Linked DNA regions of Homo sapiens: region 1 is linked to region 2. The links are chromatin loops, found by intact Hi-C in ENCODE. Cell type or tissue: Caco-2. All regions are shown on one strand. Links, peaks and the distances in the headings refer to the core of each region. The heading gives the core; the rest is flanking DNA. Region 1 overlaps LOC107985698 (a long non-coding RNA gene). Region 2 overlaps LOC124905213 (a long non-coding RNA gene).

Evidence for each region. Hi-C counts contacts between places; a loop is a spot of excess contacts. Peaks named below come from ENCODE experiments on the same cell type or tissue, not always from the same donor. Only the 100,000 strongest peaks of a DNase experiment are listed, where the experiment ranks them.
Region 1: a loop joins it to region 2, with 6 times the contacts of the local background. A loop is called at or near these places in 3 of 110 quality-filtered maps.

The regions. Positions count from the first base shown.
Region 1 is chrX:128,458,348-128,474,245 of GRCh38, reverse strand. The region is part of intron 4 of LOC107985698 (a long non-coding RNA gene); the gene reads left to right. Among named protein-coding and RNA genes, the nearest start is that of ACTRT1, 410 kb to the right of the region's middle. In Caco-2, for the core only: no CTCF peak of the experiment used is centred there; no DNase peak of the experiment used is centred there.
Region 2 is chrX:128,967,346-128,983,243 of GRCh38, reverse strand. The region is part of intron 8 of LOC124905213 (a long non-coding RNA gene); the gene reads left to right. Among named protein-coding and RNA genes, the nearest start is that of SMARCA1, 550 kb to the left of the region's middle. In Caco-2, for the core only: CTCF peaks have their summits at 7,152 and 7,353 (motif pointing right); a DNase peak (open chromatin) is centred at 7,333.

The DNA of each region.
Region 1 (15,898 bases), core at 4,428-12,427, 510 kb after region 2:
ACGGTGGAAAGAAAAAGCCCTCTGATTGCTTCCAAAAGATATATTTATGTACTAGGTGGTCATCTGTGCATTTACTGAATCATGGGACAGCCTAATAAAAAGGTGAAGGATATTTTGCTACCTAATTTCAAGTGGAATATTTGTTTCTAGTGGAATGGCACACATGAGCTTGTATTTGCATTTCTTTTACTGTTCATGAATCCCAGATTACTACATGAGCTGATCTTCCTCACCACCTTTGGTTCGGGTTTGAAGGTTTATGTAAGTTATCAGTTAATACTACAAAATTATACAGTATAAATATTATTTTAGTGGCCAAATATATTTTCTAGCTTTATAACCAATTATTTCCCTGTTGTCATGGAATCATAAAATGTCTAAAGTTTTATTTTGTAACTGTTTATAAAATATATAATGCAGCTGTTAATAAATTTCTTATATGTGGAAGTCTCTGGACATATACTTTGGGAATATCAAGGCTCTACTACATATGTGTTTATATGAATCTATGTATTTTACATATTTATGTGCAACTGTAAACATTTATTGAATTATTGCTGCATACTATGAATTTTATAAGCTCTTTACATATATTAAGTTACTTAATCCTCATTAAAACTCCAAGATAAAGGTACTACAATTATACCCATTTTACAAGGAAGGAAAACAAGGCACAAGGATGTTAAGTGAATTGCCTAAGGTTACACAACAAGGAAGTATTGTAGCCTGGATTGAAACCGAGACCATATGGCTACAGAGTCCTTGTGCTAACCCACTATGCAATTCTGTCTCCTGTATGTTTCCCATAAGTATATATGTGTATTATATGCATTTATATGTGTGTGTGTGTGTATGCCTGTGTGTATGTAAAGTGAATCTTAAATGAACATCAAAGCACCAAAAAGCAGCCTCTCTTTCAGGATCACATCACATTTAATTGGCTAGACCCAAATCTCCATTTTTCAGTAATCTCTGATCTAGGCTACTAGATTTCACTTTTGTGTCATTGCTGCTTGTATTTCCACTGGTTACAAGAATGGAGACATGTTTGTATCGTGAAATAAGACTGAGTTAGAATTTCTTATGGTCTTTGGGTTGTTTTGTCCTTTTATATGTACTATCTCTAAATTCTGGACCTACTTCAGATTTATATTCATTATGAAAATAATTATATGCTTGATTGTAGAATAAACAATGCATGGCTTTTTTTTTTCTCATGCATAGATGCCGTTTCTTCATCTGACTCAGTGAGTCAACCTGGACTCTGGCCTATCCTTTAATCACATGCGCCTGAGTAACAATACTAACCTAGGAGAAATCCGTTATGGGTTGAATTGTGTCCCCCTGAGAGATGCTTAAGTTCTAATGCTCAGTAACTGTGAATGTGACCTTATTTGGAAACACAATCTTTGCAGGTGAGGAAGTTGAGATGAGGTCATTAGGGTGTATACTAATCCAATGTGATTGTGTTCTTATGAAAAAGGGAAATTTGGACATGGAGACAAACAGACACATATGAAGATCTTAGCCATGTGCCTATGAAGCAGAGATTGGGGTGATGCATCTGCAAACCAAGGAGCATCAAAGATTGCCAGCATAACACTAAGAGCCAGGAGATAGGCATTAAGCAGATTTTCACTTTCAGTCCATAGAAGGAATCAATACAGTTAACAGTTTTATCTTGGACTTCTAGCCTTCAGAACTATAAGGCAACAAATTTGTTGTTAAGCCATCCAGAGTGCCATACTTTGTTACTTCAGCCCTAGCAAACTAACTCAAATACCTAAACTTCTCACATTTATGACTGACCCAGACACTACATACAAAGGAAAACAGTAGCACAAGATCATTGCAACACCTATGACTACAACTCTATCCTCTGGGATACATCATAAGTTGTGATTGTCAAATTTGAGTGGTTCCATATGTTCCTTATTTGCTGAAATACGTAGATATAAAGATGTATTTATGATAAGCCTTACTCAGGATGGTTGCCCTCTTTCACTTTGTATAAAGAAAGAGTAATTGAGAAATAATTAAAACATGACAGCTCTAAAATCTGTGGTAATTTTTCTAGGAACGTCCCACTGGACAATAATACCAAGGTACCTCCTTGTAGGTTCAGGGAGCAAGAGTGATTGGGATGATTATATGAGTAGAAGTTGTTCTCAAATGTGTTCCTGTCTGTCAAACTGCTTCAAATTTGTCCATTTTATTTTCTTTTCATTTCCTTTATTCCATTTTCTCACCTAATAAGTAAAAATAAAGCCCTCATTGATTCACTAAGAGTGCCTAATGAAGCCACACCAAAGATCTGAACTCTTTGCTTGAACTGCCCTTACTAGAAAGTGAGGCCAGAGGTCACTTTAGGTTAGTGAATGATATCTTTTTTGAATGATTCTGTGATAGTTTCTCTGTTTTCCAGTCCATGGCCTGGATCTTAGATTTGGCATGAGTTTGAACATTGATTCTACTTCTCCAGGAACCCTGGCTTTGGTCCTTGACTACGCTCTTTGTAATGATCATACTGAATGTCACCCATTGTATTAGTCAGTGTTCTCTAGAGGGACAGAACTAATAGGATAGATGTATATATGACAGGGAGTTTATTAGGAGAATTGACTCACACGATCACAAGGGGAAGTCCCACAGTAGGCTGTCTGCAAGCTGAGGAGCCAGGAAGCCAGTCTGAGTCCTGAAACCTCAAAAATAGGGAAGCCAGTAGTGCAGCCTTCAGTCTGTGTCCAAAGGCCCAAGATCCCCTACAAATCACTGGTGTAAGTCCAAGAGTATATAAGCTGAAGAACTTGGAGTCTGATGTTTGGGGATAGGAAGCATCCAGCATGGGAGAAAGATAGAGGCCAGAAGACTCAGCCAATCTAGTCCTTCCATGTTCCTCTGCCTGCTTTTATCCTAGCCATGCTGGCAGCTGATTAGATGGTACCCACCCAGATTGAGGATGAGTCTCTTTCTCCCAGTCCACTGACTCAAATATTAATCTCCTTTGGCAACACCCTCACAGACATACCCAGGAACAGTACTTTGCATCCCTACTCAGTATTAATCACCAGATCCATGTCCTCCACACTGTCTTCAGTGTGATTTTTCTAAATCTTACAGTTATTTTCCTATATTAAAACCTCCCATAGAAGCCCACCAGCTGAATGGTAAAGTCCAAGCACTTTCAAATATTAGTATTCAAAGCTCTTCACAATATGATTTTTGCCTGTCTTTCCAGTTGCACATCTTGCCTAAGATTCTAAAACATTTTCCTCCCTGGAGGGGCAAATAGTGGGCAACATCCAAGCTTCCCCAGAGTAACTGCTCAATATGTATTTACTGGATTAAATAAAATAGTAAAGGATATTGGGCTGTGACATGAGACAGGGAGAGTGCTGGGCTAAAGGCATTGCCTGGAGTCCAAGTAGGACATCACAGCAGGACAGTAGAAGCACCTTGAATGCTCTGGTATGGTGACAGGGTACTTACATGTTGGATGCAATAAACCAGTAGAGAAACTTTTCTTGCTTTGCAGCTCTACTAAGAACACTGCTCTAGTAACTGTGAAGTATGTGTTTGAGAAGGAGACTGACTAGGGCATATTGTTTTGGAAGACGTATCATTTGAATTCTGCCATGTAAGTAAATAAATGGACATTTGGCTAATCTATGCAGAGCTCCCTTTGCATATCCGGACCTGAAACATGACAGTGTCCTGCTAAGGCCTTAGACAATAGGATTTGTGCATCTGTAAAGTCAGAATCAAAGACTGATCCATAATTGGTTATTTTGAGTGAACTAAAACCCAGTAATTCATTTTCCTTATAGATCAGGCATTCTGAGGAGAGGAACTGATCCATTACTGATATCTACCGTCTATTCTCCATTCAGCCTGCTGAGGCAAGGGTCAGTCTGACACCTCACTATAGGAAAGCTGGGGGAGGATCATCATCCCTAGGAATGAGAAGTTGGCCAGGGTAGTTTGCATTGTATTTTTGGCAGCTGAAATTACACTTTAACTAAATGGCTTCTGTCAAAGCCTTTTGTGGTAATGGTGTTTGCGGTAAATGTGTGGAATGAGGACTTAGGAAGCTTCATGAAAGCTGAACAGATACAGAAAGCTTGTCTTTAGAGAACATAGAAACCGAGATTTAGATATGTGTTTTGTCTCTTTTGTAAATGAATCCCATCAGGCTAAAACAGGTTCTGGTGGGATAAAAAGGGCGTTGTCCGAGGTCAGGAGATTGAGACCATCCTGGCTAACACAGTGAAACCCCGTCTCTACTAAAAATACAAAAAAATTAGCCGGGGGTGATGGCGGGCGCCTGTAGTCCCAGCTACTCTGGAGGCTGAGGCAGGAGAATGGCGTGAACCTGGGAGGCAGAGCTTGCAGTGAGCCGAGATCTCGCCACTGCACTCCAGCCTGGGCGACAAAGCGAGACTCTGTCTCAAAAAAACAAAAAAAGGTGGTGTCCTCTTATGCTTAAATGTTTAGGAAGGTATTTAGTACAGCTAATGCAAGAATAGAGTCTTCACGTCTTTCCATTCTAGGTAGTCATCCTCTGTTAAGCTTTCTTGGCTGTAAAGTTTTTGTTCTTGTTTTTTGAATCAGTCCACTCAGTCTTTGTGAACTTACATTGCACTACAACTTTGGACATTTTGTTCTTTTGCCTGGTTGTTGTTAATGTGTTGGGTGAGCATGAATCTGTGATGGTATAAGAAAGGTATATGTGACAAAAGGCTTCTGTCAAAGCCTTTTGTGATAATGGTATATCATTATTTTCCCCATTTTCAGAGGAGAGTTTAAGTAACTTCTCTACTTTTGCATCACTAGAAACTTCAACACCATTATGCAAATTCTTGTCTGCCTGACTCAAAAACCCACATTGTTAGCCACTGTGCTATACCACCTTACTATACTGTACTCCTCCACTTTAGAATATAGGACAGATCAGGCGTGCAAACATACATACACTTACACATATTCACATAAAAGAATGAGTGAGAGGCCAAGTGTGAATGTGATGGGCTGTGGTTATCTGTGAGTAGGTGATCCTTAACCTATTTTCCAAGAATTGATCTGTGATCTAGGCTTGCTTAGGTCTGATGTCAAGGCAGTCTCAACACTTAATAGTAGCTGGGTTGGAATGCTGAGAAGCAGTATGGAAAATGAAGAGATTCAACCAAGGACACAAGAACAGTACTGCAGGAGACACTGCATCTGTGCAAGAGAAAAAGATATAAGAAATGGGCAGTGGCATGAGAAAAGTCAAAGGAAAAGGAGGAAAGGGCTGATGGAGAAAACCCCAGCACAATTTCTTCCTGATTCCTTGCAGAGATTGGCTCTGTGTACTCCTTTACTACTGTACCTCCCAGGCTTGAGCTCTAATTAATTCTACTAGAACATAAATAGGAATTTGAAATTTTCTTAATCAGCTAATGATGAGATACAGATAGTATATGCACCATGAAAATGTTTGTGTCTTATCCATGAGACTAAAATTATATAAAGGAGAAAAGACTGACTTTCTAATTTAACATTGACCCATGACTTTGGGTGATAAATTGTCCAACAGTTAGTCAAAGTGAGGGCCCATCCTTAGCAACAAGGATATACATTACAGACTAACCTCCACCCCAACTTCACATTGTAAGAATAGACCTTGTATTAAACTATTCATTTTTCCAGAGTGAGAGCGAATCCCAGCAGTATACATGGGAAGAAAGAGGGCCTGGGGTGCTGGGACGTGATGCGAAGGGAAAGAAATCTTATGGTCCGTTTAAGCTATGTGTTAAGGCAGGAATTTAGTGAAGTTGAATTGTACTGAGTTGAAGGAACTCCTGGTGTGAAAAGCAATGACCTGGGTAAGATTAAGTGTTATGTCTTTGATCTGGATACTATGCAGGAGGGGTTAGGGGCATAGTGGGTAGACTTGGAAGGAATTCTTATATAGCAGATTATAATGAGAAAGAAACCAAAATCTGTTCTGTTTAAGAATCTTTATGAAAAGGCTGTTTCTGTCTGAAACAGTGGCTAAGCTTCATACAGTGGCTGCACTCCAGCCAGTAAAAAGGCTGGAGTGCAGTCACTGTGTGTAGCTTAGCAATGAAGTCCTCACTTCATATGGCTTCAGGTCTTCTATGTCCTATATTATTTAGCAACCTTCTCAATAAAGCACAGAACATTTTCTGAGATCATTTGTCTCACTTGGAAGGGCCAACTGGACTGAGTTGGTAAGAGGGTGAAGTAAGGCAGGAAGAAGCATTCAAAAGGGAAATAGCAGAGAATCTTACTAAATGCTCCCTGATCCCAAACAGGGCAGTTCCAGAAATATGGCAAAAAAAAAGGCCGAGAATTATTCTTGAAAATGAATGACATCTAAATGAAGATTCTTTTTGGGCAACCCAAAATGAGGGATCAGAAAGTATTCGCACAAGATGGAAGGCTTATTTATTGTCCTCCACACATCCTCTTGTGAATACTATTACCTCTCAACTGCTTCCACGTGTCTTGTTCATTCTGTGGATTAGCTACAGCTAATTTAGAATGTCCCAATTCCAGCATTCTGAGTCTTGTAACCCCATGACTCTCATTAGCAAATAAACTCATGTTATTATTAAGCCAAGTAAAATCCCATGAGGTAAAGCAGCAGCAAACAAAAAATATATGTAAAAATATCATACGTCTCAAAGCAAAATATGAATGAATTAATATTATTGGCTATTTCAGAATTTTTGTGACTCTCCTACAACACCAAGAAAAAATCAAGGATTATTTGGCATGCAGAATGAGCCTCATCAAATAAAGAGGAAATCATTAAAATGCATTGCAAATAGCTGAGACTTTAACTAATATGATCTTTAATGCAAACGCAGTATCCTGTCCCATTAGCTTCTGAAGAGCATTGAAGGATTCCCAATTTATTACAGCGGCATACTAGTAAGCTACTTTCTCTCTTGGAAACACAGTGAAATAAGACTTTCCAGGTACCTTTTGGAAAAAAATAGTTTTGACCTTGTGGTCCTGTGGGCAACCTGAGAAACGTGTCTGGAAAAGCACAGTCTTATGTTACACTCAAGGTGCAAAAGTGATTGTACAACAGTCAGCCTCTGGGTGCCACTTACTTGAGGCAGAAATGTGGAAGTTGATATGATTTTTATTTTTTCCTGTGGAAGCAGGGTGGATACCTGCAGCTTTTCTTTCTCAGCCATTAGTGAAGCGTGCTATTGTATGACGTCAAGATCAGTTGGGGATCCCCAACATCTAAAATAATATATTTCCGGGAAATTTCAGAGGCAACATAGAGTCTGTTCCCAATCTAGGCTAGAGTTAAATCCAGGGATCACAGGCATCACCTGTAAATGTGAGATGGGATTCACATCCTCCAGCTTTTTCTTAGTTTTAGAACTGAGCTTGGGTAAGATCAAATCAACCTATGATAATGTCTTTTCTGGGCTCTGTGCTGCTTTATCCACTGTTTTCTGGGTACTCACAAGATCTCAGAGACAGAAAGAATGATGAACACCAACATTTTTGCTTGTGCTTGATAGTTTTAATTTATTTTGCATTTTTTTCTTATTTAGAGTTGATCAAGGACCACCCATATTCCAGGCATCATGCTTGCAAATATATTACATAGTATAATCATCCTGTCAATCCTGTGTGGTAGGTCTGAGTATTCTCACTTTACAGATAAATTAACTGATACCAAAAAATTGGAATAATTTTTCTAAGGTCCCAAGGCTTGTAAATTATGGAATCTATATTTCCATTTATATCTAATTCCAAAATGTGTGCCCATTCCATCACATGCCATACCAATATCTGCAGTGGGTTAGAATGAATAAAAAGAGGACAAAGTGACATAGCATAATACATATATGTTGTTTTCCTCTCCGTCTTAACCTATTCACCTCATTTGCGTTGCCTTTCTTTGCCTCGATTTGTCCAGAGCTTGGTTCACTAATCTCTCTACCTATAGTAAAAGCTTTGACCCAAAAACAGCATAAGAAGAGCTAAATCCAGTAATAGCCAATTATTTTAATCCCACTGGTAGATTGGCAGTAAATACTTTGACAACTTTTTGAGAAGGCTTATGTAGTGGTATCCAGGACCAGTTGTTATGATCAATTATTCATGGTTGTAATAGGCATGGGAAGAAAGAGTACATGAGCTATATATTTGCTATCTCTAACTTAAAAAATTCCAGCTTCATTGCTGGTGAGTGCAGAAGGGTATGTGTATGTCAGTAATGTATACTTACAGCCTTTGACAGGCTTTTTCCTGGTTTTGACCAATAAATTATTATGTAGTTCCTGAGTTTATGCTCACTGTTTTTTTCTACCCTTTCAATGCCATCATTGCACCTCTAACACACACCTTTGTTCTGATAAGGAAATTCCTTTTTTGACTTCCAAAGGCTGAATTCTCCTCCATTTTTGCACTGATCCATAGGTCCAGCATTGGACCATGTTCTTCTTTTTCCCTAGTTCTTCCTCAAGGGCTAACGTCTTCATTTGTTTTCCTAGTTTCCATTTTTTCAGTACTGTGCCTGATGCCCTGCACCCAGATAACCACTGATCACATGCATACATATCGTATACATAATGATTTACCTAGCCTGTTCATACCACCTTCTCAGAGAGTTTCCTCATACCTGGAGACTTAACAAGTTGTAAATCGGCCATGTGATATAGACCATAGCTGATTTGAAAGGAAAATGCACCTGATTAAGGGTCAGTGAATCCATTAGGTAGATAGAAAGTAACTTTTTCTTGAAAATTTGAAAGAAGAGATAGTAACTGTGATCACAAGAGAGTATGGGGCCCACACAAGTCGTAAGAAGTTGTGACAGAGTCATCTGAGACATGTGGGAGCTGAGTTAAGAGAAAGCAAAATGTGTGAGTTAAATTCTTGCTGCTATAACAAATTACCTTAGACTGGGTAATTGACAAACAACAGAAATGTATTGCTCAAAGTTCTGGAGGCTGGGAAGTAAAAAATCAGGGCACTGGCACATTTGATGTCTGGTGAAGACCTGTTCCTCATAGATGGCACCTTCTTGATGTATCCTCACATGGCAGCAGAGAGAAAAAAGGCCCTCAAGCCTCTTTTATAAGGGCACTAATCCCATTCATGAGGGTAGAGCCCTTATGACCTAATCATTTCCCAAAGGTTCCATCTCTTAATACCATAGCATTAGTGATTAGGTTTCAATATATGAATTTTAGGGAGAGATCAACATTCAGATAATACCACAGATATTATGAGAAAATAAACCATGAACACTGACTCTGCTGCACTACTCCCACTGACACAGTCACGCACGTGTGGACCCCCACTGTATTGTCGCCCTGTCATACCGTCACCATGCGCATGCATGGATCCCGCTGTGGTGCCTTCCTGCCAGCACTGGTATGCATGTTCACAGATCCCACCGCACCACCACCACCACCCTGTCACTGGCAGTGCACCACATGTGAGTGTGCACCCTGCTGTCACCACCCTAAAAAATCACTTTTGCTGGCATTCCCCATCAAAGTGTTGTTGCCAGCAGTTGGGGAACACCTTGGCCCCTCCAATGAAGCAGGTGCTTAATGTAGAGGGGCCAGAGAACAAAGCTGTGAACATGGCTCAGCCTGCCAGGATTAGAACATGCAGCCCAGGAGTGCTGAGCTGAGCTTTGGCCACGTGAAATTGTTCATAAATGAATCCAGTCGATTAAACCCAATTTTTTACCACAGTCGTAACCTCAAGGACATCAAAGAATGTTAAAGGAAAAGGCTCTACCAAGAGGCCAGAGACTTCAAAGATTAAAGAAATATGAACCTGCACAGATGAGACAGAACCAGTACAAAGATGATTGTCTTAGTCTGTTCTCATGCTGCTAATAAAGACGTGCTGGAGACTGAGTCATACACAGAAAATATGAGTCAGGCATTGCACCAATTTCCAGATGAAGAAACAGAGGCATTAGGAGTCGGGCCCGTTTAGAAGTTCTGCATTCTCAAACAGTCTTCTAAGTCTGGCTTTAGCAAGTGTAGGGATAGTGACCTGCAGAGATAATGATTAACTAAGTAGTCTACGGAGGAAGTTTGGCAAAGCCAACTATCCTTAATTTTCAGTGTGTCTGTGTATTGGGTGAGGGTGAGGGGAATGATATTCTAACTTAGACTCTGGACATAAAGAAGGGATCAACAGACACCAGCATGTACTTGAGGGTGGAGGGTGGAAAGACAGTGAGGATTTAAAAAACTACCTAGTGGGTTTTATGCTTATTACCTGTGAGATGAAATAATCTGTACACCAAACCTCTGTGACACACTATTTTACCTATGTACAAATCTTGCAGATGTACTCCCTAGACCTAAAATACAAGTTGGAAAGAAAAATAATAATAATGAAGTAAATTCTATAATGCTGATTTCAAAATTGCACTATTTTATCCTTTTATTTGCTTAGCACAAAATGAATTTGTATGTATTTTCAATTGTTTATTTACATATACTTTGTTTTCTCACTCAGCTATAAACTCCATGAAGGCAGATAATATGTGTGTATAGTTTACAACCACATACCTACAATCTATCACAATGCCTGAGAAAAAATAATTATTACATTAATATTGGTTGGATTAATGCATAAATGCATAAATGAATAAATGAGCAATGAAAAATAGGTCAGGATATGATTTATTCAAAATTTATCAAACTTTTTTTGGACTTGGGGAGGTGGAAGAGGGGTATTGTGAAACAGATGTTTTGTGATGTCTTCAGTTTTACTTCAAGTATTGATTTTAAAATTATTAATAAAAATGCATGAGTCACAGCACACAACAAATAGAGTAAGTCAGTCACTAGAGAATAGAATGAAGCATAATCTTTCAACGTAACTCTTTTTTTTTTTTTTTCCTTCTGAGACGGAGTCTCCCTCTGTCGCCCAGGCTGGAGTGCAGTGGCGCCATCTCGGCTCACTGCAAGCTCCGCCTCCCAGGTTCACGCCATTCTCCTGCCTCAGCCTCCCGAGTAGCTGGGACTACAGGCGCCCGCCACCACGCCTGGCTAATTTTTTGTATTTTTAATAGAGACGGGGTTTCACCGTGTTAGCCAGGATGGTCTCGATCTCCTGACCTCGTGATCCGCCCGCCTCGGTCTCCCAAAGTGCTGGGATTACAGGCGTGAGCCACCGCGCCCGGCCTCAACGTAACTCTTATTTTGATTTATACTTAAGCTAGATTTCATGACTTCCTGCTTCTGATCATTAAATGAGATATGACTAAAACACTGAACGTGGAAATTGCCCATCTAGAGTCTGCATCTCTAGGCTTTACCACCTGCTGGGAATTTCACTCTTCTCAGAACGCCACATAGTTCTATTTTCCTATATCCTAATCGAAAACTATTTTACCTTGGAGACAACATGCCTTGACCAACAGTCTAAATTTCTACTGTCATCTCAGACTCTTCCATATCTGCCTTGCCTTAGTGGGTATGTACAGTGCCAGATTCTACAACAAACATTTTATAGTTCCTGATGGATCTTGGTGCGTGAAACTTTCTGTGACAAAGGGATGTCAACTTATACTCTTTAAATAACTAAGATTTATAATCATGTTACTTTTTGGTCCTTATAATCTTGGGACCTTCATAAGTATAGAACAAACCCTGCAAAACAGCAAAATCCTGTAGTTAGACATATAATCAAAAACAGTAACCCTCCTAGGATCTCTTTACTACTCTATAAAGTGGGGATTTTACGTATCTCCTAGGTCTCTTGAGTCAATGTGTTATCATAATACTTGGCCTATTCAATAAGTTTTAAGTGATTCTATCTATCTATCATCTATCTCTTTATATATCTATTATCTAGCTATCGTTCTATCATTAACACTAAACTATTAATCAATCAAAGACTGGAGTGAAGACTTGTTGCCATATTTAATAGACATCTCCAAGGAATTCATTTTTTCCATTTAGTGAGAATGAAAAACTTGAAAGCACTGATAAATGAACTTGCAAGTTCCTTTAACCAAATGGAGAAAAATTTATTGAAAACCAAAACCTGTTCCCTCTCTCTCCCCTCTGTCTGTGTCCTGATGAACCCTATTGGTAAATATGAAGTTGTTAAGTATAAAGCAAAGAATATACTCATTTGACCGCTAGAGAGAGGTTTACCTAGTGAATAATCATAGTGAATATAAAAGAAGATAAACTTCTCTTTCAATTTCTGATTAATATTCTCCTTGCTTAACAAACACCCAAATGCTTAGGAGACTGTAAAGTTATCTGCTTTTGCAGTTTGATCTTACCTTCGGATTATCAGGTGATAAATTTGTTATAAAAAATGATAAAAATTGTAATTATTCCCACCTACACAAATACATAAAACCAATTTCCCTGTTCAGGCTCCTGAAAAATAAACATGCCAACACAGAAAGGCTATTTATCATGGCTGTCATAATTAGGTCCAATTGGGGAAGTCAGTTCCATTTAACGAATGACAAACTTCAAGTTCCCACCTACCAGCACCATTTTGCAGGACACGTCTAATAACTTTCAGTCATTTATCACTATTCCCAAATGCCAGGATTATTAGAGGCAAATCAGGTGTTCCTCATTCCAGCCCACTAAACTAAAATTATAGCTATCATTTTACCAATATTAAGATACTGTTTGGTTTCTGATACAATAACATTTCTAAGGAGTTTTATTTCAGGTTTTAGTCTGTTCTTAAGCTTAGGGGTATGGTACATAAAAATTAAGGCAGCTTTTTTTCTGACTTTTCACTTTCCAAGTAGGTAGTCAGCTGCTAGACATTAGGAGACAAGGTGATCAAAGAAACTCCAGGTATCTCCCATTCAATTTCTTTCAGGCACAGTGAAAGGCAGAGAGCAACGCGTGGCTGATACAATTGTCTGCCAAACCTCTGGCTAACAGGCTTTGTGCACTGCCTGGGCTTATAGACCAAAGATAGAACTGAAAGTTCTGCTTTAAAGTTATAAAGATCATACTAAATATATCACTAATTCAATTAACCAGAAGGACCAAGGTTTGAGTGTATCATGGGAAAGGGTTTCCATTGATTAAGGGATGCTATTTAATGAGATAGTCTCATAAACAGAAATCCCATGAGTTTTACCTCTCAGGGTTGAAAATCTTATTAAAAGGATGTCTGCGTTCTTGCTAAGTGTAATTTAGTGACCTCTATGGGTTAGACGAGAAAAGGCAGGGAAAGAACGGTGCACTTGGCATCAGCCAATCTGCTACAAATCAGCTGGATGTACTTAGGCAAGTCACTAACTTATTGTGGACTGCGATTTCTTCTTTTGTAGAGATAAATATTACTGCCCTTATAAGAAACCAGAAAGACAACACACGTGAAGTATTACGAGTTGCAAATGGCAGAAGATGAAAACAAAGCTCAGAAATGATAAATGACTTTCAGAAAAATTGAGTGACAGCTTGGTTCATACAACTAGTACATATCAGAGTCAGACTATAAAACCAGTCATAGTTAGCTCCCACACCAGCACTCATTTCCATATGATACACTTATCACCTATTTTCCAAAGATGGGAGTTCAATCAAATGATTCTAATAGTTCAATTGAGTAAAAGCATGCTATCTCCTCTGCATTGCCACAGCCGCATGTGCAACTTTGTATGACTATATTTAGTTAATTGTGTTTATTAATATATTTTTAATGTCAGTCTCCTCAAGTGCAGGGACAATACCTTATGGATCTTCCTATCCCTCAAACCTAGTTCAGTGCTCTGAAACATAGTAAGCACTCAGTTAATACCCATTGTAAGAAAAGAGGGAGGAAGAAAGGGAGGCAGAAATAGGCTATTCAGCCAACACTTTGGGCTCCTGCCTTGCACTTACTTCTTTTGTACAACACCTAGAAATAATTCTGACTCTTTGAACTTTCTGGTGATTTGAGTTCTAGATAAATAGGAGTTTATAACGATGCCTAACTAATCTTCTCCAATGCTTTAGTGATAAAGCAATCAGCCCAGCCAGCTCTTAGGCCGTGTATCAGCTAATCAATAGGAAGGTTCAGGCTACAGCGAGATTTTTTAACAGCTGCCAAGCCTGACTAATCAGTGATTGTTCAAAAATTACAAGGAAAAGAAAACCTTTCCCTTCTCCTGGGGATTTGCTATGAGAAAAGACCTTAGGTAGAAATTGGAAGATTTAATTCTCAGATTATCTAATTAGTATTTGGAAGACTATATAAAATGAAGAAATAGGGAGGAGGAAGGGGGAAGTGAGGGACTTAATTATGCTCATCATTTCACCTTTAGGAACAATTGTAAAAATAACTCTTGGCTTACTAGATTCCCTCGGAGGACTGCAAGAGGTGAAGAGTAGACAAGGGAGAGATGCTGCAGAAATTAGAGTAAGGGAGAAGGAAGGAGTAGGCTCCACAGTGGTATGTGGAACTTACTCCTTCTGTACCATTAAAAAATGTTTCCCAACAGCTTTCTCCTCTTTAAAATATCCTCTCGCAGTATTAGTAAATTTGAACCACTGTGAGTACACCCCCATCCCCATCTCTCAAGTACACACAGACTTATAAGTCTTAATGCTTTCTATACCACCTACCATTTTTACACTCCCAGAGCTCAGTCCTATTGATAGTGTTATATTAAAGTGCCTGTGACTGTTTCCATCATAAATAGTATTTACCTTAAATTTACTACTTCAACTGTTTCAAATACCTTATGGCCCAAGCTTGGCATCAAACATCACATGGTAGATGATTTTTAAAATTTTGCTGCTTTGTTTGAACCCCCAAATAATCAAAATCTGTTAAAGTATTGTTAATTTAGAGGTGAAAATGTATGTTCTTACTTCTGATTCAGAGGGTAATTTTAATGCCTTCATTTAAAGATAGCTGTATTAAAAATAATATTAGGAATTTTTGTGGGGGGTGGGTGGTAGAGAAGAGTCCTCAGCAATGCCTAGCCACAATTGGTCATGCAGTGGGGAAGGGAGAAAGTTGGTAAGGGAAAAATGCAATAAGGAAATTTGAGTCGACATTTTAATATTTTATTCTGGATAAAACTTTTGAGAGAGATTTTCTCTTCTTATGATTCATGGAAGGTTATATGTGAGCTCCACACCATTGCAAGATGACTAATGCGATGTTCATCTCTGTGGGATAGACTCAGATGGCATTGGAGTGATGCAAGTTGAAAATGCTTTCAGGATTCCATCTGTTTTGCTAGAAGTAGGTGTTTCTGCTCCAAAGGCATGTTTTACACACTGGTAAAAAAAAAGTGTGATTATGTTCAATTTACAGTGCATAGATAATAGATAATATATTTAATTAGTTTGGGGAAATAGTCTTATGCTCACTCTCTTAAGAGTGGGTAAATAAGAGGAGACTATTATTTTAATAACTTCCATTTTGTACCCATGTGTTATGGGACTTGCTTATGTTATTTTATTTAATCTTCACATACACAAAAAATATGAGTCAGGTATTGTACCAATTTCCAAATGAAGAAACAGAGGCATCAGGATTCGGGCCCATTTAGAAGTTCAGCATTCTCAAACTGTCTTCTAAGTCTGGCTATAGCAAGTGTAGGGATAGTGACCTGCTGAGATAGTGATTAAATAAGTAGTCTACAGAGGAAGTTTGGCAAAGTCAACTATCCTTAATTTTCAGTGTGTCTATTTATTGGGTGAGGGTGTGGGGAATGATATACTAACTTAGACTCTCCTCTGAGTAATGAAGCTTAGGGTATTCACCACCTATGGAGGATTAATTCACATTCATTCATTCACACCGTATCATATTTTTCCCAGTCCATGGGAGTTTCTTCAGCACGGGGAAAAAAAAGAAAGAAAAAACACACTGAAACAGGTCTTTTTTGCATGTTTTTCACAGC
Region 2 (15,898 bases), core at 3,288-11,287:
GTTCACTCTGTTGATAGTTTCTTTTGCTATGCAGAAGCTCTAAAGTTTAATTATATCCCATTAAACAATTTTGGCTTTTGTTGTAATTGCTTTTGACATCTTTGCCATGAAATCTTTGCCTGTTCCTATGCCCATAATGGCATTGCCTAGGTTGTCTTCCAGAGTTTTTATAGTTTTGGGTTTTAAATTTAAGTCTGTAATTCACCTTAAGTTGATTTTTGTATATTGTGTAAGGAAGGGGTCCAGTTTCAATCTTCTGCATATGGCTAGCCAGGTATCCCAGCACTACTTGTGGAATTGGGAGTTCTTTCCCCATTGCTTGTTTTTATCAGCTTTGTTAAAGATCAGATGGTTGTAGGTGTGTGGCCTTATTTCTGGGCTCTCTATTCTGTTCCATTGATCTATGTGTCTTTGTACCAGCACCATGCTGTTTTGGTTACTGTAGCCCTGTAATGCCATTTGAGTTTGGGTAGCCTGATGCATCCAGATTTGTTCTTTTTGCTTAGAATTGCCATGGCTAGTCTGGCTCTTTTTTTGCTTCCGTATGAATTTAAAATTTTTTTTTATAGTTCTGTGAAGAATGTTACTGGTAGTTTCATAGAGATAGCATTGTATCTATAAATTGCTTTCGGTGGTATGGCCGTCATAATGATATTGATTCTTCCTATCCATGAGCATGGACTGTTTTTCCATTTGTTTGTGTCATGTCTGATTTCTTTGAGCAGTGTTTTGTAATTCTCATTGTAGAGATCTTTCACCCCCCTGCTTAGCTGTATTCCTATGCATTTTATTCTTTTTTTGTGGCAATTGTGAATGGAAGTTAATTCCTGATTTGGCTCTTGGCTTGACTGTTGTTGTTGTATAAGAATGCTAGTTATTTTTATACATTGATTTTTGTCTCCTGAGACTTTGCTGAAGTTATCAGCTGAGGTAGCTTTTGGGATGAAACTACAGGGTTTTCTAGATAAAGAATCATGTTATCTACAAACAGGGATGGTATGACTTCCTCTCTTCCTATATGGATGCCCTTTATTTCTTTCTCTTGCTTGATTGCTTTGGCCAGGACTTGCAGTACACTGTTGAATAGGGATGTTGAGAGAGGGCATCCTTGTCTTGTGCCAGTTTTCAAGGGGAATACTTCTAGCTTTTGCCCATTTAGTATGGTGTTGGCTGTGGGTTTGTCATAGGTAGCTCTCATTATTTTGAGGTATGTTCTTTCAATACCTAGTTTAAGAGTTTTCGGCCAGGTGTGGTGGCTCACGCCTGTAATCCCAGCACTTTCGGAGGCCAAGGTAGGTGGATTGCCTGAGGTCAGGAGTTCAAGACCAGCCTGGCCAACATGGTGAAACCCCATCTCTACTAAAAATACAAAAAGTTAGCTGGGTGTGGTGATGGGCACCTGTAATCCCAGCTACTTGGGAGGCTGAGGCAGGGGCATCGCTTGAACTCGGGAGGCGGAGGTTACAGTGAGTCGAGATCATGCCACTGCACTCCAGCCTGGGTGACACAGTGAGACTCCATCTCAAGAAAAAAAAAAAGAGAGAATTTTCAACATGAAAATGTGCTAAATTTTATTGAAAGCCTTTTCTGCATCTATTGAGATAATAACGTGAGTTTTGTCTTTAGTTCTGTTTATGTGATGAGTCATATTTATTGAATTGTGTATGTTGAACCAACCTTTTATCACAGGGATAAAACCTGCTTGATTATGCATACTGGGCCAATATTTTTATTTTTTGTAGAGATGAGGTCTCACTATGTTGTCCAGGCTGGTCTCGAGCATTTTTAAACATACCTTTTGACCATTTGTATGTCTTTCTTACATTAATTTTTTATTTTTATTTTTTGTGGGTACATAGTTGGTATATATACTTGTGGGTTAGCTGAGATATTTTGATACAGGCATGCAATGTGTAATATAATAAGCACATAGCACATCAGGGTAAATGGGGTATCCATCACATCAACCATTTATCCTTTGTGTTAAAATCCAATTATACTCTTTTACTGTTTTTTCTTTGAGATGGAGTCTCCCTCTGTCACCTAGGCTTGAGTGCAGTGGTGTGGTCTCGGCTCACTGCAACCTCTGCCTCCTGGGTTCAAGCAATTCTCCTGCCTCAACCTCCAGAGTAGCTGGGACTACAGGCACACACCAGCATGCCTGGCTAATTTTTTTGTATTTTTAGTAGAGATGGAGTTTCATCATGTTGGCCAGGCTGGTCTCAAACTCCTGACCTCAGATGATCTGCCCACCTTGGCCTCCCAAAGTGTTGGGATTACAGGAGTGAGCCACCGCACCTGGCCAATTATATTCTTTTACTTATTTTTAAATGTACAATTAAATTAATTTTTACTATAGTCACCTTGTTGTGCTAGCAAATACTAGGTCTCATTTAGTCTTTCCAACAATTTTTTTTCTTTTTTACTCATTAACAATCCCCACTTCCCTTCCCAGCCTCTGGTTACCATTCTTCTAGTCTCTATTTCCATAAGTTCAATTGTTTTTATTTTTAGATCCCACAAATAATTGAGAACACGCAATATTTGTCATTCTGTTCCAGGCTTATTTCACTTACCATAATGACCTCCAATTCCACCTGTGTTGTTGCAAGTGACAGAATCTCATTCCTTATTTTATGGCTGAATAGTACTCCATTGTGTATATGTACCACATTTTCTTTATCCATTCATCCATTGATGGATGCTTAGGTTGTTTCCAAATATTAGCTATTGTAAATCGTGCTGCAGTAAACATGGCAGTGCAGGTATCTCTTCAATATACTGATTTCCTTTCTTTTGGGTGTATACCTAGGAGTGAGATTGGTGCATTTTACAGTAGCTCTACTTTTAGTTTTTTTGAGAAACCTCCAAACTATTCTCCATAATGGTTGTACTAATTTACATTCCCACCAACAGGGTGCGAGAGTTTCCTTTTTTCCACATCCTCGCCGGCATTTGTTATTGCCTGTCCTTTGGATATAAGCCATTTTAACTAGGGTGAGATGATATCTCATTGTAGTTTTGATTTGCATTTCTCTGATGATCTTTGATGCTGAGCACCTTTTCATATACCTGTTTGCCATTTGTATGTCTTCTTTTCAGAAATGTCTATTCAGATATTTAGCCCATTTTTAGTTTTTAAAATTATTTCAATAGATTTTGGGGAACAGGTGGTGTTTGGTTACATGGATAAGTTATTTAGTGGTGATTTCTGAGATTTTGGTGCACCCATCACCTGAGCAGTGTACACTGTACCCAATGTGTAGTCTTTTATCTCTCATCCCTCTCCCATCCTCCCCTGCCCCGAGTCCCCAAAGTCCATTGTATCAGTCTTATGCCTTTGTATCCTCATAGCTTAGTGCCCCCTTATAAGTGAGAACATACAATGTTTGGTTTTCCATTCCTGAGTGATTTCACTTAAAATAATGATCTCCAACTCCACCCCGGTTGCTGCATCCATTATTTTGTTCATTTTTCTGGCTGAGTAGTATTCCACAGTGTGTGTGTGTGTGTGTGTGTGTGTGTGTGTGTGTGTGTGTGTGTATGTATGTATATGTATATATATATGTATATGTGTATATATATGTATGTGTATATATATGTATATGTGTATATATGCATGTATATGTGTATATATATGTATATGTATACATAATCTATATATATATATAAATATATATGTGTGTGTGTGTATAATTGCCTTTATTCCCTCATTGGTGGATGGTCATTTAGGCTGGTTCCATATATATATATACATATATATATATATATACACACACACACATATATATATACATATATATACATATATACATATATATACACACACATATATATATATACACACATATATATATACACACACATATATATATACACACATATATATATATACACACACATATATATATATACACACACATATATATATATATAGTTTTTGAGATGGAGTTTCACTCTTGTTGCCCAGGTTGGAGTGCAATAGTGCGATCTGAGCTCACTGCAACCTCCGCCTCCCGGCTTCAAGCAATTCTCCTGCTTCAGCCTCCCAAGTAGCTGGGATTATAGGCATGTGCCACCACACCTGGCTAATTTTGTGTTTTTAGTAGAGGTGGGGTTTCTCCATGTTGGTCAGGCTGGTCTTGAACTCCTGACCTCAGGTGATCTGCCCACCTTGGCCTCCCAAAGTGCTGGGATTACAGGTGTGAGCTACTGTGCCGGGCTGGTTCCATATTTTTGCAATTGTGAATTTTGCTGCTATAAACATGCATGTGCAAGTGTCTTTTTCACATGACGACTTCTTTTCCTCTGGGTAGATACCCAGTAGTGGGATTGCTGGATCAAATGGTAGTTCTACTTTTAGTTCTTTAAGGAATCTCCATACTGTTTTCCATAGTGGTTATACTGGTTTGCATTCCCACCAGCAGTGTAAAAGTGTTCCCTTTTCACCATATCCACACCAGCATCTATTTTTTTTTATTTTTAAATTATGGTCATTCTTGCAGGAGTAAGATGCTATTGAATTGTGGTTTTGATTTGCATTTCCCTGATAATTATTGATGTTGTGCATTTTTCCATATGCTTGTTGGCCATTTATATATCTTCTTTTGATAATTATCTATTTATGTATGTCCTTAGCTGACTTTTTGATAAGATTATTTTTTTCTTCCTGATTTGTTTGGGTTCCTTGTAAATTCTGGATACTAGTCCTTTGTCAGATGCATAGTTTACAAAAATTTTCTCCCACTCTGTGGGTTGTCTGTTTACTCTGCTGATTGTTTCTTTTGCTGTGCAGAAGTTTTTTAGTTTATGTCCCATCTAGTTATCTTTGTTTTTGTTGCATTTGCTTTTGGGTTCTTGGTCATGAACTCTTTGCCTAAGCCAATGTCTGGAAGAATTTTCCTGATGTTATCTTCTAGAACTTTTATGGTTTCAGGTCTTAAATTTAAGTCTTTGATCCATCTTGAGTTGATTTTGTATAAGGTGAGAGATGAGGATCCAGTTTCATTCTTCTCTTCCACCTGCTTTCACCATGTGACATGTCTGCTACCCTTTCACCTCCTGCCATGATTGAAAGCTCCCCGAGGCCTCCCCAGGGACCTTTCTATCCCAGGGAACCAATAGGATAAATATATACATAAATAAAATAAGGATTTAGCTCATGTGATTATGGAGGCTAACAAGCCCCAAGATCTGCAGCTGGCAAGCTGGATACCCAGGAGAACCAATGATGTAAATTCTAGTCTGAAAGCCAGGAGGCTGGAGACCTAGGAAGAGATAATGTTTCAGCTTAAGTCAGAAGGCTGGACAAAACTAATGTCCCACATTAAAGGCAGTCAGACAAGAGGAAGAGGAATCCTCTCTTACTCACAGAAGGATCAGCCTTTTTGTTCTAGTCAGGCTTTCAACTGATTGGATGTGGTCACCCACATTGGGGAGGGCCATCTGCTTTACTTAATCTACCAATTCCAATGTTAGTCTCATCCAGAAACACTTTCAGACATACCCAGAGTAATGCTTGACCAAATATCTGGGTACATCATGTCCCAATCAGATGGAAACAAAATTAACCATTGCAGGGACTGTTTTTATTAGTTAAACCTTTGTTTATCCCTTTGTGCTGTTGCAAAATCTTATCTTTATCTTGAAACTGAAGTGTAATTGTAGCATTGAGGTGCTGGTAGACTTCCAATGTCTGGAACTTTCTAGGTCTGCATGTAGCATGCCCCAAGCCACATTCTATGCCCTGGGAAACCTCACTGTACCCTATATTCTAAAGTGGTTTTAGATCTTTAGTTTTGTGAAAATAATTTTATACCAACCAATTTTGCTAATTAAAGCAATTCTTAAAAAAAGAAGCTTGTCAACAAATACATGCACATTGAAACATTTCTGAAATGCAATAGGGCAACTGGCTTCAAAAGACAAGGATTTTAGAAATCTTCATTTCCTTATTATGTTTGCTTAAAGGGAGGCATAGCTCGAGCTGCTTGCTCATTCCCCTTGATCAATGAGGACTTCTACTTGTTAAGTAAGGGAAATTACTAATTGTATTTATTTTCTTGTATGATGCTATGTCAAAGCAGAGTGAGGTTGAAAGCCCAACTATCTAGGGGCATTTGTCCTTTTAATTTTTCCCCCTAAATCCTTTTATTAACTCTGGTTCTGAACCTATTCTGTTTTCCAGAAGATGTGTAGGTAGGATAAATGAGAATATACTAGGCAAAGGTCAATGTGGGTGGAGGGGATGAGAGTCCTGCTCAGAAATGCTCTGCTTAGTCTCCTCTGGAGTATGGCAGATGGGGAGGGGCACCATTGCTGCTGAGGTGCAGTCAGAGACCCATAGCTGTACGGGGAGCAGGAGGAGGCAGGGTTAATATCAGAAAAGATAATTAGTCACAGCCTGTGATCTTCCAACCTCACAATCCCCTGTAGCCTGCTTCTCACATATTAAATATGTATCTGTGGTGTATGGGTGGCTGGGGATAGAGTAAAAGAGGCCTCATACAATGCAATGTGTTTGGCCCTAGCTGGCCAAGAGGGTAGCTCTTTGGAGGTTTTGTTAAAAATCAGGGAAGGGGAAAGAAGATGTTTACAGAATGGCAAGTAGAGATAGTAAGCCCTGTCAGGGAGCCAAAGTCAGAACAAAGGGGAGACCTTGAACTCTCAGAAATGCTCTGGGTGCATCTCATTTGACACAACGAACCATTCCCCAAAAAGGCTTGCGCCCATCTCTCGCTCCTGTACCTTCAATTTAAAGGCTATTTGGTTGGCTTGTTATACACTGGAAGCCCATAGGGCCAGGAGAGACAAGAATAACGCTGGAAGCGTCAGCACAGCAGATCCTACAAAGTGGAGTCGTTTGAACAACAAAAAGCAAAGAAAACAATAGGAGACCAATTCCAAGGAATGGGGCAGAACAGAAGAGCCCTGTAACATCGGAAGAGAGATGCAGGAAACGGCATATAAAGCAACTGTGATTTCTCTAAAAGGGGGCTTTTGCTTTATTTTTCATCTCTCAAAAGGTGTCAACTTAAGAAAACTTCACAGCTCCTGTGGGCTGCTTGCCCTCAAAGGGAAATGAATTATTTAGAAGTGTGATGAATAGTTCATCAAACCTTCCTCCAACAGGGTTGCTGCTTAGGCTCAGAGTAATTGGCCAGGAGCAGGAGCAGGGCAGGCCCTTTCCTCAGTGGTTCTTTCTTCCCCTCTGGAGGGGGCCTTGAGTTGGGAGGGTGAGGATGACTGCCTAGGGTGGATCTTTCATCCCAGATGAGAACAGAGGCAGACACGAAAACCGCGGTAATTCCCAGGACAGGCCTGCAGGAGGAGCCAGCGCCCTTCAGTGGAACAAGCTATCTTAGGAAGGGAGGGCTCTTACCTGGGAAGGCTCCAAGGAGCCTCAGATTGCGCCCTAAATCCCAATCTCCCATCCGGTGGAGCAGGCTGCAGGTGCTCCCATGCCATTTCATCCTCTGCTTTCACTATTGCAGACCCTGGGGGGTTGGGGGTCTGTACAAGAGAAGGTTGTGTAGCAGAAGGAGAAGTGTGGTGCAACATGCAGCCACAAAGCTACGCTTCCAAGCCAGCCTCTGAACAGCCTTGCTTTCCCCTGCAATGTTCCCTTTCTCTTTCACCCCTTCCTCTCACACATACCACCCACCCATTCAGGTCCACACCCCTACACATTTAGTGGAAATGGTCAAAGGTTTAGGCCCAGCCTTATAAAAACAGATTCCAGACTGAAGAGGCTGTATCTTTTTAAAGGCAAAGAACACATATGATTTAGAGTTTGTAAAATCACTGACAATTGGAAGAAGACAGACAAAAACTATTCCTGGCCTCAGCCTGATCAGTAGATGAGGTGAGAGGCAATAGATATAGCGCCTCTCTTTAGTCTGTCAAATGTGGGCACAAATCAGGGCTTTGCTCCTAAGCTGTTTGACCTTATCCTGGGGGCTCCCAACCTCCGGGCTGCAACTGTGCTGGTCCAGACCGTGGCCTGTTAGGAACCAGGCTGCGCAGCAGGAGGTGAGCTGTGGGCCAGTGAGTATTACCACCTGAACTCTGCCTCCTGTCAGATCAGCGGTGGCATTAGATTCTCGTAGGACCAGGAGCTCAAACCCTATTGTGAACTGCGCATGCGAGAGATCTAGGTTGTGTGCTCCTTATGAGAATCTAACTAATGCCTGATGATCTGAGGAGGAACAGTTTCATCCTGAAACCACCTCCCCTCCCCCACTGCTGTCCATGGAAAAACTGCCTTCTGGTACCCAAAAAGTTGGGGACTGCTGCTTTAGACCCTTCACATAACCTCTCTGAGCTTCAGTTTCCCTGTCTGTAAATTGGAAATGGTAATGTACATTTCACAAGGATATTGGGAGGATTAAATGAGCTAACTTTTGTAAAGTTCTTGGTCTATAGTAACGATTTGATAAATGCCAACTATTTTTCTTGCTTTTTATCTTATCATCATATTTCCACATTTGTCATAGATCATATGGGGAACTGGGCGGAAGAATTTGAATGAGTCTGGGAAAATCAGCTCCTTACTGTTAGAGAAAACATTCATATTCCCATCCTATTTCTTCTAGCAATGGACAGCTCTTCTCATCAAACTGCTGTTGCTGTGCTAATGATAGTGAATTCTCTCTCCCTCCGTCCTTCTTCCCTTCCTCTGCTTCTCCCTCTCCCTCTCCTTCTTCTTCTGCCTCCTTCCTTCCCTTCTGCCTCTTGTATTCTGGGGGAATTTTCCTGAGATGCTGTGAAATGTCTGCTTTTTAGTAACAAGTTCTATTATTAAAGGATTCGTGTTATATTACTAAGCCCATTTGGCTACAACTTCATTGCCTACCATTCCAAACCTAACTCTACTTCACACCAAGAAGAGTAATTTAACTACACATATGCAAAAATAAATGTCCCATTGGACTTCTGTTCTTCTAAAAGATTTAGAAAATTATTTAGTACAATTACTTCTAATATGCACCCATCAGCTCTGACATGGTTCTGTGAAAAACAGTTGTGGTCATTTCACTCAAAGTAATGGATTAAGATAATAAATCTGACAAGGCCTGCCTAGCAAAGTTAACATTGAACCAGTATAGTCCTTTTACCATTGTTTGTAATTACCTCTTTTGACAGAGAAAATGTTCTGAGTAGGAGCAAGTTACGTCTCCCAATGAATGTGAAAAGTTGCAAATTTGGGGCCTCCACCTGTAGGAAGCTCATAAGCTCAGTTGCAAAAAGCTCCTGGCAATTGCTGCTGGGTGTTTTCCACTCAGTGCCACAGTGTTCTCTGTGGATGAGGAGCAGTAAGCTTGCTGTCAGCTAAAGAGCCTAGGATAAATGCAAATCATCCTCAAGCTTTTGCATATGAGAAGCAAGTGGCCAGGAGACTTCCAAATGCCCACTAATAGGTTATGGCTGTATGTTGATTCATACATCCACCCAATGTTTACACCTAGCATCTACAGAATTCTAGGCAATTGAACTACAGAAAGGACTAACACAAGGTTTCTGCCCTCAGGGAGCTTACAGTGTAGTCATGGAAACAGGCACATTTAATGAGTCTAAATTTAGAGACAAATACTGGATACGTCTGGCAAACTTCTGTGGTGAGTCCTCTATGCCATCTGTCTTTAATTATCTGACCAAATTCATGTGGAAGAAGGGTTTGATTTGCTCTCCATAACCATTCAAGTCAGAGCAAAGAATTAAGAATAAAAATAATTCGACTTTTTGAATTCTGCCTTTGTACCAGGCACTTAACACATATTGTCTCATTTAATCCTTATAGCAACTATAATAGTCTGCTCAGGCTGCCATAACAAAATACCATTGACTGGGTGGCTTAAATAACTGAAATTTATTTTCTCACGGTTCTGGAGGCTAGGAAGCCCAAGATCAAGGTACCAGCCTACTTGGTTCCTGGTGATGGCACTCTTCCTGGCTTGCAGACGGCTGCCTTCTAGCTGTATGGTCACATGGCCTTTTCTTGGTACCTGTGTATGGAAAGGGGAAGTGGGAGAGTTTTCGTCTTTTTATAAGGCCACAGTTATATCAGACTGGGCCCTGCCTTTATGCTCTCACTTTACCTTAATTACCTCCTAAAGATTCTATCTCCAGAAACAGAAACTGGGGATTAAGTTTTCAACATATTAATTTTTTGGGGCACACAGTTCAGTCCATAGCAGCAACCTTATATCTTAGATTATTATCCCTGTTTTTCAGATGAGAGAAAACCTGCTCAGAGAGGTTAAGTAACTTCTCCAAGATTACACAACTAAGAAGTTGCAGAGATAAGAGTCTATGTCTGTCTGACTAAAGGACAACTGTTTTTGTGTGCTGTACTGTTTCTGTTTTGCTTCTTGAATTAGTGGCATCTCCCACTCCACTGTGTAGTACATTTTGAGTCAATATAAGAGAAGACTTTGATGTTTGGAATAATTAGAGCTGGTAACAGGGTCTCTATCACAGGCAGTGTTAAGCAGTGTATAGATATTGTAGAGGAGATTCTTGGAGTGGGTGGAATATTGTACCAGAGCAATGATTTCCAAAGAGTGCCAAGTGACGGGGTGGGCCTTGGGGTGCCTACCCCACATCTTCTTCAATCAAAGCCACTCAGAGTTCATCTACTGAAACGATAATCCAACATTTATTGAGCATTTACCAGGTACTGTTGCATAAACTTCCCATGTATTCATTTATTCAATCATTTGCAACAGTACCAAGAGGTAGGTACTGTTATTACCCCCATTTTACAGATGGCAAAACAAAAACAAAAACAAAAACAAAAACTGAGGCATGGAGAAACAAAGAAACTTGTCCAAGGTCACACAGGTTGGGTAAGTGGAGGTGGGATTTGAACCCAGGGCTGCCCAGCATGAGAGCCTGTACTCAATAAGCAGTATGCCAACCATCTTCTCAATTTTGTTAGGAATACTGAGTTTCTTTGAAAGAATTCATATGAATAAAGAGTGATATGGATTGAAATTTTTGAAAATCGCTGTCTTTTATGGAGTTTTCAAGTTTCATTGGTTCAATAATCATTCTCTGGGTTGAGACGGTCAAGAACCTCTGGTGACACTTTCTACCAAGATAAGACCTTGGCTTCAGCCTCTGACTGTGGACTTGAATCTTTCTTTTAGCTTTGTTAAGCCAGAATTTGCTAGGTTTGGCCATGGTTGTACCTATAGACTGGCAAGTTGCCACAGCCTGACTTGGTCTCCCAGTTCTGAACTTGCTCTCTAGCTTACAGTGCTGTGGTTGGGTCCATAACATTTCTACACACAGAAACCATCCATCAGTCCCACCCAACTTGAGCATAAACTGGGATTAAGGTTCACTGGACACAATGAACTGGTGGAACATGTAAGCCTCAGGAACCTCCTCAGGAAAGACTTCCCTGAAAAAGAAGGAGCCAATCAGGAGTGATGAGCCTGACCCTGCGAGAAAGCCCTCATCATCAGAGTAGAGGGGAACAATCACTGTACAACATGGTTGTCTGTCTCTCAGATTTGTCTCCTAGCCAAGACCACCATGGACTCTTGACTCAGTGCTGTGAATAGGAGGCATGCACATAAAACCTAAGAGCACTGGTTCATGCAAAACTCCATAAGACACCTAGGCACCAGTATTGCTGCTTAAGTGTGGCTCTAACAGAATCAAACCTGAATAACAAAGTCAGTCATTTAGTTACCAATATGGGTTGTACACCCATGGTGTTCACAGTCCAGTGCTTGGTTTTCTGCTGAGTAAGAAACATGAGTTTTTATCAGCAAGGGAATACAGTATAGGGGAAGAACATAGTCTTTATTTAATGGTGTCGAGGAGGAAGAGAAGAAAAGTACAGCATTAGACAGAAGCATGCATGGCCAGAAAGCATCTAAATGTTTATAGACTGCATATAGTCCTGTTATCAGAGATTCATCTTCCATATCTTCCCAATGGGACTATTAATACCTACCTTGCAGGGTTGTTGGGTAGATTAAATAAAAAAATATATATAAATGGATATAAAATGTCTTGTTCAGTTCCTGTTAACCCAAGAGCACTGATAAATGGAAGATATTATTCTTATTGGTTGGAGTAATAGTATTGTTACTATCTTATTATTAGCACCCGTGAAATATGTTGTTCTAAGTAGCAAAAATATATGAATCTAGGGACAGTCTAAATAGTGGTTATGTTTTATTTGTCAATACCAATGTTAGGAGCTTAATTCTTGTGACCTTCCTATTGAATATGCTCTGGATGTTACTTCTGTCTTACTGTCTGGGTAGGGATTTCCCTGAAAGCAGGGATTTCATTCCCACCAAATTAGAAACTTGCTATGGAAGAGAATCACATCTTCCCAGCTCTACTGTAGAGTCTACCATCAGATACGAGGCAGCCTGAAAATTGGGTGCGAGCCTCCAACAGTGGATTTTAGTTTTCTCCAAGGACATAGATACTTTCATCTAGAGCCCACAGGTGGTCATTTGGTACATGATGTTCTTGAGTGGAATAAGATAATAGCAATCTCCATTTTATTACTGGTTAATGTCTTGGTATTATAGTTGGATTGAGCTAGATTGAGAAGGCAGAAAAGGGATGGGAGCAGGTAGGGTCCAGATGCCTCATCATAGTTGAGTTTCTATGGAATATCAAAAACCATTTTACCCTCCAAAATTTTGCAGCTGCCAAATGTCCCCAGACGCTGCACTGAGATGTTTTCCTTTATTTTTAAGCCTAGGCACATTTCAGGCCCTATTGAATGCATGTGCTTCCAATTGATTTACATTTAACACATCAAAATGTTGTTTTGTAAGAGATTTGATATCCAAGAAGCCTGCTGAGCTGCTTTTATGAACATTTTAAAGCCTTTTTCTTTGAAGGGATTGAAACCTGGGTGGTACTCTTTGTTGTTTCCAGCCTCAGATGGCCAGAGACTGCTGGAATAGTAGAGGGTATCCTGGGATGGCCTGCATCTTGTAGAGTGACTGGGCGTCTGGGAGAGGCAAGAGGATGAAGAGGGTTGTGGATCAAATGTGGATGGGGCACGTTCTTTGTGCATCATGACCAGACAGACATCTGAAGTCCCAAATATTGCCTGTTAAAACCAAATTTGAGTCCTAGCTGTTTCAATGAATCTTTATTTCTTCTTGTTTAGACTTTATCTTCTTCAATTTCTTAACCTTTATTGTTCAAACCACAGTGCAGGACACAGAGAATTTGCTTTACTGAAATGTTACTGTGGCCGGGAGATGTGGAGTGGGAGGTATCTGTTGGAAGAGCAAAAAATGTAAAAGATATAAAGTGCCATTGGAGATGCAAGAGTGTTACTTACAAAGCACCTAATCTTGTGGCTCTAAACACAAATGCCCGTAGGTGTAGCTTGTGAGTGGAAGGCATTAGGGAGTGGGACTTTGGAGAAGCAGAGCATGTATTCTCCATCTAAAATCATTAAAAATATTTGAACACTGTCCAGACCAAACAAAGCATATTAGAATGCCCAGTTCACTATACAGTCTCCAGTGTGCAGTACCTTTATCTAAATCAGCCCTCAAATCTATTAATGAGGAAACTAAAACTTGAGAGCTGCAAAATGCACCTAGTACTTAAAGCCCGTTTCTCTCCTGAATCCTTTACCTCATTGATACACCAAAGCTGCAAAATGCACCCAGCTAGTAAGTGGCGGAAAGAGACTCAAACTTAAGATTTTGGAGTGTAAACACTTCAAGTCCAGTGCATTTTGTCATTGTCATTATACTATGCTACCTCCTTAGATTAAACCTTATAAGTTAGGAAAAAATTACATCTATATATTTCATATATATATATATGAAACCAATGAAGGAAACTTATGAACCACACAATGCCTAGTGCTGGTAGTTTAGTGGGGGGAAGATTGACAAATTGACAGTGGAAAAAGAATAGCAAAGTGGCTGGGAATCAGAAATAAGGAAATGTAAAGTATAAATTAGAAATTGGGGAGGACTCAGAGGAGGTGAACCTTGAATCACTTCTGAGCTGGAAGTGACAGAAAACTCAAGAAAGCTTAGAGGCAGGTGTGAGGTGGGAGAGTGATGGCAGCAGGCAGTCCCTTTGAAGAGTTAGGTGAGGAAGTCTTAGACAAACATGTAATCTAAAGTCATATGTGGTTAATATTCCAGTTAACAGTTTAAAAGCATATCTGCGACTACCTAAGCTAAGAAGTGGAGGAGAGAACATTTGTATTCACCTGGAGGCTTTCATTTTAAGCATTATGATGTGTGTGTGTGTGTGTGTGTGTGTGTGTGTGTGTGTGTGTGTGTGTGTGCGCGCGCGCGCGCTTCTGTGTGTCTAGAAATGTAAGTTAAATACTACCGTGTGTCTAAGATCAAATGTTTGACAAGAAAATGAGTTACACTGTGTAAGTATATGATGTCACCTCCATATATATAGCTAAATTTTGACAGATAGCTTCTCCTGGGGAAAATTGTGCCATCCACAGGCATCATGATCCTCATTTAATTGCTGTCTAATTTTTTTTTGAGACTAATTTTTACCTGCAGTTAGAAGTTGATATTATGTGCACCTGTGAGGTACCATTTGAGGCCCTCTGTTTTCCTAACCAACTGTGTGATACCATTTTTTGGAGTTGGCACCATTTAATAACATCCCCTCCAAAAGCAACTTTCAGCTAAATTTAAGGAAACCATGAAAGGTTCCTTACTTCAGGACATAGTCTTCTTTTACATATTGAAGAGGCTGGTTTAAGTCTCAGTCCACAAATTTAGGTTTTTATAGTTCAACTTCTGCTTGGGTTCCTAAACCCATAGGATGGCCAAACTCAATATCATTCTATGCAAGGATCTCTCCTTTCCCTAGGGTTGTATGCACTGGTGAGCCATCTGATCCTTAATGTCATCTACTAGGTAAGTTGCAGCTTTGATATCCCTCCACCTGTCCCCTTCAGCTCTAATGGCTCTCTTTGATACTTCCATGCTTCATCTGAGGACTTGGAAGTCATTCTGCACCTTCCTGGCCATAAGCAGGCACAGAAATTTATTTCCTTCTTCATTCCCCAAGGCTTTTGCCAGGAGGCAATTTGCAAAGACCCTCTTGCTGGGTTCCAGTTATGCCTATAGTCTCAAAATTTCTCTTTTTCTCCTATCCTCCTCAATAAACACATTCACTTTACTCTCTGTCCTCTCTAGTGCCCTCAGAACTTAATTTTTTGGACACCCAAACTGATCAACTCTTTTATTTCTGCTTTTGTTCAGTCATATCCCTCCCCGAGGCAATGAACACAAAATTGTGGAACTGATGGAATTGGGAAGGGAGTGGTGGTCATTGGGGTACGGAGTGGACTACTAGGAGAAAAAATCATTTCAAATAATATTATCCTGATCTAAAATCTAAATGATTTAAAATCATCATCATCACCAACACCACCACCATTATCAACATCATCATCAGTATTCTTTGTTACCTAAATACTCCTCTTGACCTATTATGTGCAGTTTGAGTTACTTCTCCAGTAATAAAATTAAGCTTTTCTGCAGCTAATCATACCATTTTTATTCCCTGGAGCTGCTGGGATTCTGGGATTTGGCACCAGGGGCAGTCTGTTGCCTGGAAACTAGGCAGAGCACCCCATAGCCAAACTGTCCGTATCCTCTCCCCGTTTAGTGTCAAGTACAGTCATTACTCTGCATAAAGATGTTGTTTACTAAATTCATTTTTAAGGGGTACTATGATTTAAATGTTTGTCCCCTCCAAAATTCATGTTGAAATTTAATTGCCATTGTGACAGTATTGGGATATGTGACCTTTAAGAGGTGTTTAATCATGATGGCTCCTTCCTCATGAATGAACTAATGCCATTATCACAGGAGTGGGTTTGCTATTGTTATCACAGGAATTAGTTTGC